Linked DNA regions of Homo sapiens: region 2 is linked to region 1. Evidence: chromatin contacts called from ENCODE Hi-C data. All regions are on one chromosome and are shown on one strand. The core of a region is the stretch at or near the end of the contact, and the rest is flanking DNA. Distances in the headings are between cores, read along the strand shown.

Region 1 (6,841 bases), core at 2,217-4,716:
GTTCTTAGTTCGTACCAGTCACAAGAGCAGGATGTTTGAAATTGGTATGGTCTTAGGGTTTCCAGAACTATGGGGGCCAGTGGAGCATGGGGGAAAAATGCAGTGTCCATTGCACTGTGTTCCGTTGCCTCCCCAGGCTTCTCCTTTTAAGCACAACAACTCGCTGAAAGTGTTTTGTTTCATGATGAGGTCTGCAGATAAAATAAGTGAAAAATGAAGCCCTCCTAAAGTAATAAAGAGGGAGCACCTTAGGAAGAAGAGACACAGACAAAACCTCTTTGCCGCAGTATGGCTTACATTTCAGGTTTCCCAATCTCCTGGGAGTTTTATTCACTGATATTTTCCAAGAACCTAGACCCGTGGCCAGAACAATAGATGATCAATAAATACGTGTTGAACAAAAGAATGGCTCCAGTTCCAGGGCTAGTCCTGGCCACTCTTTGATCACTTGGTCCCTCTGTGATTTCGTTTCCTCATCTGTTAATGTCTGATAGTGGGTGAGAGGAGAGGGGAAGGTTGTAATAGCCAGTCCCTGAGATCCTTTCTATTTGGGATGGTGCGTGGTTTCCATTTTCAAGGTCCTAGTTGGTTAAGTGACTTAAGTAGGTATCTTCTTTACTGTTTCCCAGAATAAACTAACCCATATAGGAAAGAGAACAGTTCCATTCCTGAGTATGGGCATCAGAGTATGAGCAAGTTGAATCAAAATAGATCTCTTTCAATTTTGGCTTTGCCCTCTGTTAATTTCAAGCTGTCCCTGAAATTCATATACATGGCGGTAATATGGTTCTAGTGTTTCCGTAGGTGAATAAACTTAATCCCATCTCTGTAAGGCAGCCTCTAGTTTGGCCTGGCCGGTGTTCCTTTCTGTTTGCTTTCTGTTCCTCATTATGCTTTCCACTCCTATCAGTATCACTTAGCAATGCTTCCTCACCTTGGCAGTGGCAGTTCCTTCCAGTAACAGCCAGGGATACCAGTTTGCAATTTTGTCAACACTTGTAGAACTAGGTCCATTGTTCTCCCCCGGAAACACCATCGGCCATCATCTGGTTCAGGGGTTTGGGTCCCAGCATGGTGAGCCCTCCCCTTCAGCACCAGCAGAGAAGCAGCTCCTTTTCTAAGGGCTGCAGGTCAGCTCTGTGAGTGTCTGCCTTCAAGCTTTTAAGTTTTATAATTCTAATGCTCCCTTATAATTGCTACCTTATAATAGCTCCCTTATAATTGCTACCTCTTCAATACCTTAATAATATCCCCTTTAGCCTTTTCTGTTCCTAATACTGTTAATAATTCTTTATATTAAATTCTCTCTGTTAAAATAACTGGTGTGGTTTGTTGCCTAAGACTAGATCCTGACTGATATATGCCCTGGAACAAGGGAGCCAGGGGTTACCCCATGAGGTCATAGGTTCCTGGGCATATCAGTTTTTCTGCTTATATGCAAGTGAAGTGGCTCTAGCAGGCCAAAGTTAGCCCTCCAAAGAAGAGTCACCCATAGGGGTCGCTTGGGAAGAGAAAGTGCAACAAAACTGGAGGAGTGTGCAAAGAACCTCCTGGGGGATCTGCACAGAGATGGTGGTTTCAGCTATGTGAACATATAAAAAGCCAACTTACCAACCGACAGGCTGCAAGGGCCAGATGGGTGATTCAGGCATGGTGCTTTGGGAGTTCCAGGAAGGGAAATGTCAATAAAATTAAGGAAAATCAGAAAGTTGCTCAGAGGAGGTTATGCTGGAAAGATAGGGCTTTTCAGGCTGGAAAACTAGTCACAAGCATGGTCAAGGCAATTCCAGGGGCACAGATCACTTTAGGGAGCCTCATACACAAGGCCAAGGAACTTGGCTTTGCTTCTGTGTGGGCATCTTACCATGATATTGCCCTCAAAAATCATACTATATATATGATTCAGTCACTGTGTACACCACCCAGAAGGCCCCAGGAATAAGTCAGGGTTGAGACAAAAAGATTTGTTTGCTAAAGAAAGGGACTCGCCTTTCCCGCACTAGCTTTAGATGATCCTGAGATGGCACCCTGTCTGTGGGCTTTTCCGAGAAGAGACATCTGACTTGGTTTAAATTTTAGCGAAATCTGCAGTTGATAATAGGATGTCAGACAGTAGGAGGAGTGTTGATGGGTGATCTGCAGAGTGCTGGTCATGACATTTGGCTTTCCATCCCCTTTGGCTTTCCACCCATGCTGTCTTGATTTCTTTAGTGAAACAACTAAGCAATTGGACACACCTTGTCTGAATGCCTACTCCATATCTCTCCCAGACCCAGCTGGGGATAGTATGCATCATCTCCTTTACATAATAGATTTTCCAGGATGGTCCCAATTGAAAATATGTTGGTTTCAGAGTATCCACGTATGCAAGAGCTGCTAATTCATGCCTCAGTATTAACAATATGGCTCTCTCAACTTTTAAATAATAGAAGTAATACATTGGCCTTAAAAGCCAAGAAAATTGGTGCAGCTCCAAATAAAAGTAGTAAATATATTCAGCCACAAAGTCACAGTGGCTTTGTTGCACAACATCAAAAGGCACAGGTTCTTCCCTCAAGGAGCCTGTGGTTTAGTGGGTGAAGCTTCCTTGTCTTGCCTTATGATTTGGTGTTTTGCACGCCAATGTAGGCAGCTATCATAGAGGTAGGAACAGGTGAGCGATCCCCATCTTTCCTTTGGTCCTGTGGGTAAAGGGGAAAGGAAGGGAAGAGGGCAAATAAAGTGTGTGATGATGGGGGGACTGATTGGAAAAATAGGAGGTTTGCTGGTTTCCCCCTGTTGGTGATTGGACCTAGCAGGCATGGCCCTCCTGGAAGGAATGAGGCTTAGAGAGTGAAAGCAGGTGTGCAGGAGGCTGCTGAATCACTTGGGAGAAGTGAAGTCCCCACTGTGACTCTTATCTCCAAACCCCACTTGCTCAGCGTGGACAAGGGTTCAGGATGAGATTCTGCATCTGTCCTCAACTGGGCATTACGGAATGTGTAACTACCAAAGGGGTAGAGGAAGGTGGAGGTGGAGAAGTTCTACAGAAAGAAGAACGTGAAGGCAGAAGCAGAGGGACAGCAGGAAGAGAAGAGAGGGTTCAGGAGGCAAGAGGAAAGGGGCAGGAGGCCTGGAAGACAAGGCCAGCACCAGAGGGCCTTGGTTCCCTGCCTCCCGGGGCAAAGACATCCGGGGTGGACCAGGAACCTTTGCTCCCTTTTGTCCTTACCAGCCCTGGAGAAGCACATCAACCCCCCAGGCTGTCCAGGCCCAGAGTGGGCTTTGGGAAGAAGGCTTGGAAGGAGATTTATTGGAAGGCCTGGGGGCTTTCCCTAGGCTGCAGAAATCATTTGAGGGCTGGGGAAAGATAGGTCTCAGGCCCCTTCCTGCCTCCAGGAGCCTGGCCTGCCTGGCTGCTGGCCACAAGAGCAGGGCCCATTTCCCCTCCCCACTGCACACCCCACAAGCCAGTCATCTGCCTTTTTTTCCCTCCCCCTTCTGCTTCCCCACCCCTTCAAGTTCTCAGAACTGGCTCCCATTAGATTCCAGGAAATGGCTGGTGCAACTTTGTAACCAAATCCGCTCAAATCCCTTTGTATATCTTTTCTGCTCCCTCGCCCCCTCCTTGGTGTCCTTCATGGCTGTGTCCGGTTACAGAGTAGGGACCGGCCAGGGCAGGCTGGCCCTGGCACATGCAGTCAGATCTGAGTCAGGCAACAGCACCCAGGGCCAAATTGTGGCAAAGCAAAGTGAGCCCTTCAAGTCTGGGGGACCCTGGACCTTTTCCCGCTCCACCAAGAATTTATCTGTGCAACGCTGGGCATGTTATTTTTCCTCTGGGGATCTCAGCTTTTCTCACCTGCAATGTTAGGAGAACCTGCCTTTGGCCAGCTCCAAGATTTATTGGTGACGGTCAAGTGGGAGAAAGCACATGTGTCTGGCAGGACACCTGGAGGACAGAGGGGGGTTCTGACTGAGCAACTTCTGTGTGGAGACCCAAGACCCCGAGAATTCTAGCCCAGGCAGGGGTCTGCCCATCTCTCACTTGTGGGACCCTGAGGCTGTCATTTGACAGCAGAAATAGTGATGCGGTGTAGGCCTTCTGCTTGCAGGGACACTTCTTTCTCAGAAAAATTTGTGGAGTTTTACAAAGCCTTGGTGTGGGTGCCAGAGATCTTGCTAGCAATTCAGAGGGCAGGCACTGAGCCTCTAGCCAGGGCTCCCCACTATGATTTAGGCCAAGGCTGGGATCAGGCAACAGGTGGCTTCCGGTGCAGCCTGGGTGACTGATTCTGGCCAGGGCAGCATCTAGAAACCTGTCGGGGAGATGGTTGTGGACAAGATTCTATTCTGGGAGGACACCAGAGTGTCCCAGGCGAAAGGTGGCCAGCTGAGGTATTAAAAAAATGGATCAAACATCTACAGAAATAAAATTCTGCTTAAATCTTAAGTCTGGGGAAGAGGCAAAGAGAAGAAAGCAGACAGGAGGAAAATGAGGGAAAGTTGACAACTAAAAAAGTCTTCAGACATGTATTTAGGGGTTTAGATGTAAGTGGATGTTCAAAATGAAGTCATCTGTGTAATCCAGTGTCCAGATGAATGGGAAGAACAGAGCTGGCACCAGCTAGGTTCCCAGGTAAAGCCTGGTGTTCTTTTCCCTTCCATGGATTCAGGGAACTTCACTGAGAAAACGGGCTAGCTGAAAAATTGCTTAGGGCGGGTGTGGCGGCTCACGCCTGTAATCCCAGCACTTTGGGAGGCTGAGGTGGGTGGATCATTTGAGGCCAGAAGTTTGAGACCAGCCTGGCCAACATGGTGAAACCCTATCTCTACTAAAAATGCAAAAAGTCAGCCGAGTGTGGTGGCGCACACCTGTAATCCCAGCTACTCGAGAGGCTGAAGCAGAATTGCTTGAACCTGGGAGGTGGAGATTGTAGTGAGTTGAGATCGTACCACTGAACTCCAACCTGGGCGACAGAGTGAGACTCCATCTCAAAATAAAAATAAAAAGAAAAAAAGAAAAAGAGATATCACTTAGTCCACCCTAAAATGAGGAAAGTGGAGCCCAGGAGGTCCCATACCTCAGTGCCTATACCCCCCTAGACTGTGGGGAGAGAGGTGGCCATCACTCCTCATTAGGGGATTTCTTGGAATTAGGTTCTCTGGAGTAATGAAGGAGATGGATTTGAGGAATAGCCTAAGGATGAGGCTGGGGAGGGGCTGGACAGGTAGGTTTCATCAAGGGCCTACGGCAGCAGTTCTCAAAGTGTGGTGCTCGAACCAGTGGCATCAACATCACCAGGAAATTTGTTAGACATACAAATTCTTAGTCCCTTCCTGACCTGCTAAAGCAGGACCTGGGGTGGGGGCCCGCCACCTGTGTTTTAGAATCACCCCCAGGTGATTCTGATGCTCTCTAGAGTTGGAGAACTGCCAGCCTCGGGTACTCAGGTGGGGCATGTCAGGAGGCTCAGTGCCGTCTTGACTGGAGACCATTTGAAACCCACAAAGGAGGCTCCTGAGTGAACTCTTTCTGTTCTTCCCTTCCCTCTCCATCAGCTACAGTGTTCTTGGGTCTCCTTCCAGCTGGGCACATCCCATAGCCACCCCTCTTGGGCCACAGCCTTATCTGCTTGTCCCAGATAAACAGTGAATTGGCCTAATCAGTCTGGCTGGACTGGCTGGCTCCAGGGAGGTCTGCTGGTGGTGCCACTAACAGGAATGGAGCCACTCACACGGCTGACCCCCTTCCCCACCCCATAGGCCCTGTCGCCACCGCCATCTCTCGTCTAGGAAATGCCAGGCCTCGGTTGCACTTTCCCTCCTTTGCTAATCAACCCTCAGCAACTTTATTCCCAAGACAGATAAGGGGTGACTATCTAGGGCTTCTGTAAAAATCACCATGGTCAAAGCCTCTGTCAAGATCAGGCTGTCTTCTGGGCGGCTGCTGAAGGAAAGAAAGAGGAATTGAGCCTGCCCCCAAACTTAACAATATGCATTTGCACCTCTCAACAATCTTGCAAGAGAACAGACACTTGGAATTGCTGCAGATGATCTGCCTTCACTAAGGATTCTGACTGGCTTTTGGCTACTGCCTTGCTTGTTATAATGGATGGTTAAGTGAGTTAATAGGGTGCGTTTTCCCCACATTACAAAGAAGCAGAAACGGGCTCAGAGACGTTTGCTGACTTTCTCCAGGCATTAGAATTACTCAGTGGAGTAAGCTTCTTGGCTGGGGCTGGGACCCAAAGCCACATTCCTGGTGGTGTGGCAGGAACCAGGGCTCATGCCCATGAAGGCCCATCTGCGAGGGAGGTCGGCTGGTGGACCAGACGTGCCTCCCGGATGTTTTTCCCAGGCTCAGCCTGTGTGGCATGAAGGATGGGTTAAAGGGATTTTTAATCCTGGGGAAAATGACTGTCATTCAGGGCTGGCTCAAAAACTGGTAAAGTGTGCTGTGTGTGGAACTAAGCCACAGGGCCAAAAAGCACAGAGGGGTTTTCATGAGCTCTTGGGCAGCAGCTCTGAGGTGAGGTGGAATTGTGGGCTGGGAGCAAGGGATGGCAGGGGCTGTCAGAGGGGACGTTCAGATTGCGTAGCCACTAACACAGTGCTTGTTCTGGGCCACCCCTGCTCTGCTACCAGCTGTGGTTCCTTTTCCTTGCTGGGTCTCAGTTTTCTCCTTCATCTGCCTCCCTTCTCCAGAACTGGGAGGCAGGCAGACCTGAGTGTGTGAAGAGTATCTGGCAACTGCCAAGTTCATGGAGAAGCCAGAGGACTATTATTAGGGAAGAGTAGTTTAGGAGATGGTTGTACGTCTGGAGGGGCCAGAGGCAAAGGCTGGAGCCCTCTGTGTGTG
Region 2 (6,016 bases), core at 3,213-5,712, 170 kb after region 1:
TATTGGTCTCTGTGAATCTCTACGTTAAGAATCTGATTTGCAGCACTGGAAACCTTGCTAGTCTTAGCTCTGGGCTGAATCCCATGAAGCCACGCCATGCCTAGGGCTTTCATGCTGTAGTCCATACCTCTGAAGAAAACGGAGAGAAACATCTTCCTCCCTTCTTCCCCCCAAGTGTGTGTCTGTTCTCGTCAGATTCTTGGCAGGGTTACCAACTCTCTTCTAAGCAACTTGGATTCACAACAGAATGATTCCTTTTCAATGCCAATCTAAACAAATGCCATCAACTCTTATCCCAGGGAGTATGAAAAACAGAAGAGTCCTTTGTGACTCTGATTGGCTTTGTGACTTCCTTGGGGCTGGTGTTGGTCTCAGGCTTGTGTCTCGCAGTCATCCAAAATGTGGGTGGGCCATGTCCCACCTTAACTGTGGTTGTGAACGCAGAGGATTCACTCAACTTTCAGCATGCAACAATAATCAAATGCAGTTTTATGGTTCACAGAGGGCTCCACCTTCATGATTTCATTTGATCCTCCTAACAACCCTGGGAGCTCAGAGAGACTAAGGAACTTGTCTCATATCACATACCCAGGAGTTGACTGCACGGCATCTGATGCCAGCTTCTGTACCACGTGTCCTCCTGGTGATACTAGAGTAAATAAAACATAACTAGACAAGTAAATATTTTGTACAAAGTAATCTGCTAAAAATGTGGATGGCATTTTAGGTTATTTGTTGGTTTGGGTTATGCCTCTTCTTATTTTGTAGATAACTGAAAGCTAAGAGCATTGTCTTATTTATTTATTTATTTATTTAGGCAGAGTCTCACTCTCTCACCCAGGCTGGAGCGCAGTGGTGCGATCTCAGCTCACTGCAACCTCCACCTCCCAGGTTCAAGGATTCTCCTGTCTCAGCCTCCCAGGTAGCTGGGATTACAGGCCCCTGCCACCACACCTGGCTAATTTTTCTATTTTTAGTAGAGACAGGGTTTCACCATGTTGGCCAGGCTGGTCTCGAACTCCCGACCTCAGGTGATCCACCTGCTTCGGCCTCCCAAAGTGCTGGGATTACAGCACTTTGCAATCCCATGCGTGAGCCACCGCACCCGGCCCATTGTCTGTCTTCATAAGCAGAAGGCTGTGGCACAGGGTAGGAGAAGAACATGAAGACAAAGTTGAGGGGAGTTGCTTATCTCATGCTTCTTGCTGCTCTGCCTGAAGCAAAAATGCTTTATGGATACTTCACTTATGATTTAAAATAATAGCTCACATTGTGTACTTACTGTGTGCCAGGAACTGTGCTAATTCTTTATATTATGCCCATAAAACCTGCTTCTGAAGCATTGGGGGGTTTGCACTTGCCGTTCCCTCTGTCTGGAATGCCTCCCTATGCCTACCTTCATGAACCTCTTCCCTTTACTTTCCCCATCTCTGTTCAGGTGTCACATTTTTAGTTATTCTTTCCTGACCGCTCAGTATAAAGTAGCTCACACCTCTACGTTATCACACTCCCTCTTACCTGCTCTATTTGTCTTTATAGCCCTGCTCACAATTATAGTGTACATGGATTTCTTAATGTGTGCTTTATCTTCCCCCTCCCATCGGAATATAAACTCCTTGAGAGCAAGGATGATATTTTCCCCTGCTGTTTTCTCAGTACCAAGAAGAGTGCCTGGCACGTAGTAGCTGTTCAACAAATATTTGCTGTGTAAATTATCTCATTTTATAGATAAGGAATCTGAGGTTCTAAGGGAGTAAATCATTGACTTCAGGGGACACAACAGGCAAGAGGTGGAACACAGTCATGAGCTAAGGCAGTCCCAGATCCTGCCTGACCCTTCACTCTCTTCCTCATTCAGTGAATCGTAAGGCACTTGGGCTGTTTGAGCAGTGCCCTTATCCATACCCTGCCCAGTCAGGGCCTCCCAGAACCAGGTAAAAGGATCTGGCCCCCTCTGCCATCCTCCCACTGGTGCCCTTCCCCTCCCACCCACCGCAACCCCCATCTAGGGAGAGGAAACTCTTTTTCCACCTAAATTCCCCCTCTGTCTAGTTCATCCAAGTCATCTCCCTTCCCACCACACTGTTTACACTTGTGGGTCTGTGTTGATGCATATCACAGCCCCCTTAGTCATTGTTTAGCCATTATACTTTGCAGGGGTAATTTTCCATCCCTCTGTTTATATTTTTGCTTCTCCTTCATGTGCTCCCCCTCCCACTTCTTAAGGGCAAAGGAAGACATGTTCAGTCATACAAGCAATAATAGAGTTATAATTAAGATGGGAACATTTTGCCAAAAGGAGGATTTAGTTGTGATTTGTTGAATGCCATCCTGAGTGCATTATTTAAGAGCAAATTCAAGCTCTTTCATGAGACTTCCTGAACAGTGCAGTCCTCTGAGCCTGCTGTCTCTATAGTCTTTGTGTCAGCTTTGTGGGGTCAGGATTGCGCGTGAAGGATACATGTTTAGCAAGGCCTGGTTGCTGAAAAAGCTTAAAAGGAAACTTCAGGGACTATCTAGGAAGATCTTCTGTGATCTGTTCTCTGATTTTGTGTGCTCTTTTGTGGTTAGCCATTGCTCTTGGTACCGTGTGGGACTTAGCACCCTGTGCCTCAAGGTAAGAACACACTTCCAGCCCAGCTTCAGTTTAATGTTCACTATGAGAGTCTCCAGTAACAACCCACACTCTGCGTGGGATTCACTGCCTTTCCCATGTCCTGGTGTTGGACATACATACTGGACAGAGTTACTGCCTTTTCCCCTAGTAATTAGGGGAAAAGGACCACATTTTCCCCTAGTAATAGGGGAAAAGGTGTCCAGTATCAGAGCTAGGTAGAGCTGAATTTGGATATGAACTTGAGCTGTACCCCATGGTGTCTTTTCTTGCAGTCCTAGCCTCCAGCGCCTTTAGAATTTGCATTCTGTTTGGTGGGATGAGGACGGTGGCAGTGGAGACAGGGTGAGAGGAGCATGGATGGGTCCTAAGCCTTCCTGTCTTCAGCAGCATCTCGTGCTCTGCGGCTCTGCTGTGTGCCTCAGGGGCTGCCCATTTTCAGGTTGCATTTATTAGCTTCCTGGATGCTCTGGCTTCCAGTAGGGTTTAGCCTGTGGGAGGCACTGGATGGAGATGGGAGGGAGGGAGAGAGGACAAGAGAAGTCATGTTATTTCTCCTTTGCCTTCCCAGCCTGGGAGGTTTCTCCAGTAGCAGCTGCCTCTCTTCTTGGATTCCAGACCCCACTAGACAGGTGTGCTGTGGCTCCAGCTTCTGTCTGGTGTTGCTGGCCCCTGGTTCACCTGACTCCAGCTCCTCCTCCTCCATGCAGCTGGGTCCTGCTGCTGCCTCCCTCTGCTCTGCCTTGCTGTCCCCTGTCAGGCCTCTCAGCTCCTCCATCCCCTGGGTTACCAACTCGCTATACTGAAATCCTTCTGTTTTAGAAACTCATATGTGATTTTCATTCTTCTTGGTTGGACACTGACTGATATTGAGGGATTTGTCTTAGAAGTAAAGCTGTGTGAGCATTTTCTCTTGGTAAGTTCTCATTTTCCCTTAATCATTAGAAGACACGGCACAGTAAACGCGAGCTCATGAGCAGAAGGCTACATAGTTGTATACATGTGTGTGCTTTTTTTCACACCAGAGTTTGATGAAGCAAAATACCCAAAGGTCTTTTAAAAGTAAAGAGGTTTTAAGAGTAAAGAAATTTAAGAAAAAAAACAAAAAGAAGTAAAGATGGTTAGGTCTCCTGTTTGCTCTCCTTTTGCAATCAGTCTGTCTCGCTCTGTGAGCTGACTATGCTGCAGACTTTTCTTTTACCTCCAGCCTTTCGCTTGTAGGGTTTGAGGCTAGGGGCGGGGAGAGAGAGTTCAGCCCAGCAGGCAGCAAACCCTATGTGCAAACACGATGTGTGAACATTGTGTGCTTGGGGGAACTGGGATTATTTAGCTGAGAAGACACGAAATCTCCTCCCCTTATTTGGGCTTTGGGATCTGAGTTCATTGGAAGCTGAAATGTAAGAGAAAGAAGAAAGGGGGAAGGAGTGGGACAAAGGAGAGGGGAGTGGGAGATCAGACTGGGCACATTCTCCCTCACAGAGGGAAGCGATTTCTTTGTTAGGAAAGCAGTTCTGTTTTGAGACCCGGATGCCTTGTTTATGCTCAGGTGTGAAGCTGGCTTAGGAATTGAGTTTAGCTTGCCTCTGTGCTTTTATGAATGTGTTGGCTGCTCAGCAAATTTAGTACAGAAACATTTTATGTAAGCAGAAGAGAAAATTATATTTTAAAAGTTGTTTTAACAGAAGGTCAGAGTATGGGATTGAGAATTAAAAAAAAAAAAAAAGGAAATTCTGTGTTCTAGGCTTTAAGACAGAGAGTCACACACACTAATTTAGACCAGCTGGGGTGATCTCACAGGGACTCCATGGGCCAGAGCTGCCGTTCCTCCATGGAGAGCACATTTCCCCTAGAAATGTGTACTCAGGTGCAGCTGAAGGGTCTGAGGTCATGGCTGCATCCCTGGCCAGGGTCCTCCCAGGCTGCAGCCTCTGCTTCCTCTGTTGTCCATTGGTCTAGAGCCATCCTTCGAGACCAGAGCCAGACCATGAGCGAGCCAAATGTGCATGAGGACAGCATGAATTATCCTTGGAGACCAGGGGGCCCTGTTCATCCAGACATTGTCTTTCTTTTTAAAGAAGCTAAATGCCTCTTTTTCCCTCTTTCTTCTTGCATGACCTCTGGGAGCTTGGGCAGTAAATTTCTCTGGGACAGGTTGTGAGGAACCTCTTCAAAGAAGCAGAGATGAGACAAACTGTTTATCAGTTCACTCTCTACCCCTGCTGCCCTCCCAATGCTCAGGTGGGCCCTAGATTCATCCAGAAGCCAGGGTGTTGTGCTTCATGAAAGGGCCAATACCCCTAATGTGGGACCTATACAATAAAAGGCAAGGGCAGAAAGAGAGAAGAAATAAAAGGAAAAGGGGTGTCTTGAGGGGAGTACATGATAGACTCCTGTGCCTGGAAGGGACTAGGAAACTTATACTGACTGGTTCACTGCATTTGCTCAAAGAGTATTCATCTTCTTGAGTTTGTCAGGTGACTGTAAGAGCTGGGTTCAAGTTCTTTGGTTCACTATTATATGCCTAGCTGAGCACAATGCCTGGGACTTAGAGGGAAGGTCTGGGACTTCACCAGGATTCCCAAAATAGAACAAAGCATTTGTTATTTGCAAAAGGTTCACAAAGCCTGAAAAAATATGTGTTGTCTCTGGTGGAAAAGTAAGGGAATATAGCTTAAGTACCTACTACGCTCTGACTCTTTGGATTTCACCTGCAGGGCTTTTAGAGGTGGATAATCAGGGCCATCTTTTTCGGGGGTGGGGGGCGAAAACAACCACTGAAGAGGTGAAGAATCTTGTAGTTCTAAAAGGATCAGAGAGAGGCTTAAAACAACTTTTGCAAACTGAAATATGCCAGCCAGCTTAAATTAGCAAAGCTGGAACTGTGGCAGAATGAATAGCCCGTGTCTGAGTGAGAGGGAAGGAAAGGGTCTACTGTGTGATAGGCAATGGTTCCAAAGTAGGAGTAGGGGCCTAGTGTGGTCATGCCTTCTGATATGTCAAGAAAAGGCAAAAAGTTGATATTTATTTGAAATATTCTGATTTTATAGGTTGGTGATCAATTAAAAAACTAACAAATACAGTTAACAAACATGTTTTAATGCTTGCAGACAGGATCCTTCCTGCCGATGTTTGGCCTTTGTCTTTAATGGAATTTGGGCTGCCCCATAACAGCCCACCCTAAGCAAAACTTCTTTTCTGCCTTTCTTTTATATTGTTTTTTATGGAATGTAGAGGGATTTTTCTGGAATTTTTGGAACGGGGAAATTAGTGACAATGGTGGTGCTGAGATTCCTGTTTATTTCTTGGCTTTTCCCCAATTCCCTGAGGGAACTCATTTCTTTTGGATCTTCCATAACATCGGTCACATAGTTGGGCACAGAGAGGGCCCACACTTGGTACATG

The links. Hi-C counts contacts between places; a loop is a spot of excess contacts on that map. Pooled maps may share reads with other maps.
Region 2: a map of IMR-90 shows a loop between it and region 1 (2.3-fold over the local background). The contact joins two enhancer-like sites. A Hi-C loop is called at or near these places in 2 of 168 maps with a recorded cell type or tissue (IMR-90 and mammary epithelial cell) and 1 of 50 pooled maps.

The regions. Positions count from the first base shown.
Region 1 is chr2:216,877,350-216,884,190 of GRCh38, forward strand. No RefSeq gene overlaps it. Among named protein-coding and RNA genes, the nearest start is that of TESHL, 10 kb to the left of the region's middle. Within about 2 kb of position 3,467, at least 3 of the 41 ENCODE cell types and tissues checked have a DNase peak (open chromatin) inside an H3K27ac peak, as active enhancers do.
Region 2 is chr2:217,045,674-217,051,689 of GRCh38, forward strand. No RefSeq gene overlaps it. Among named protein-coding and RNA genes, the nearest start is that of TESHL, 180 kb to the left of the region's middle. Within about 2 kb of position 4,463, at least 4 of the 41 ENCODE cell types and tissues checked have a DNase peak (open chromatin) inside an H3K27ac peak, as active enhancers do.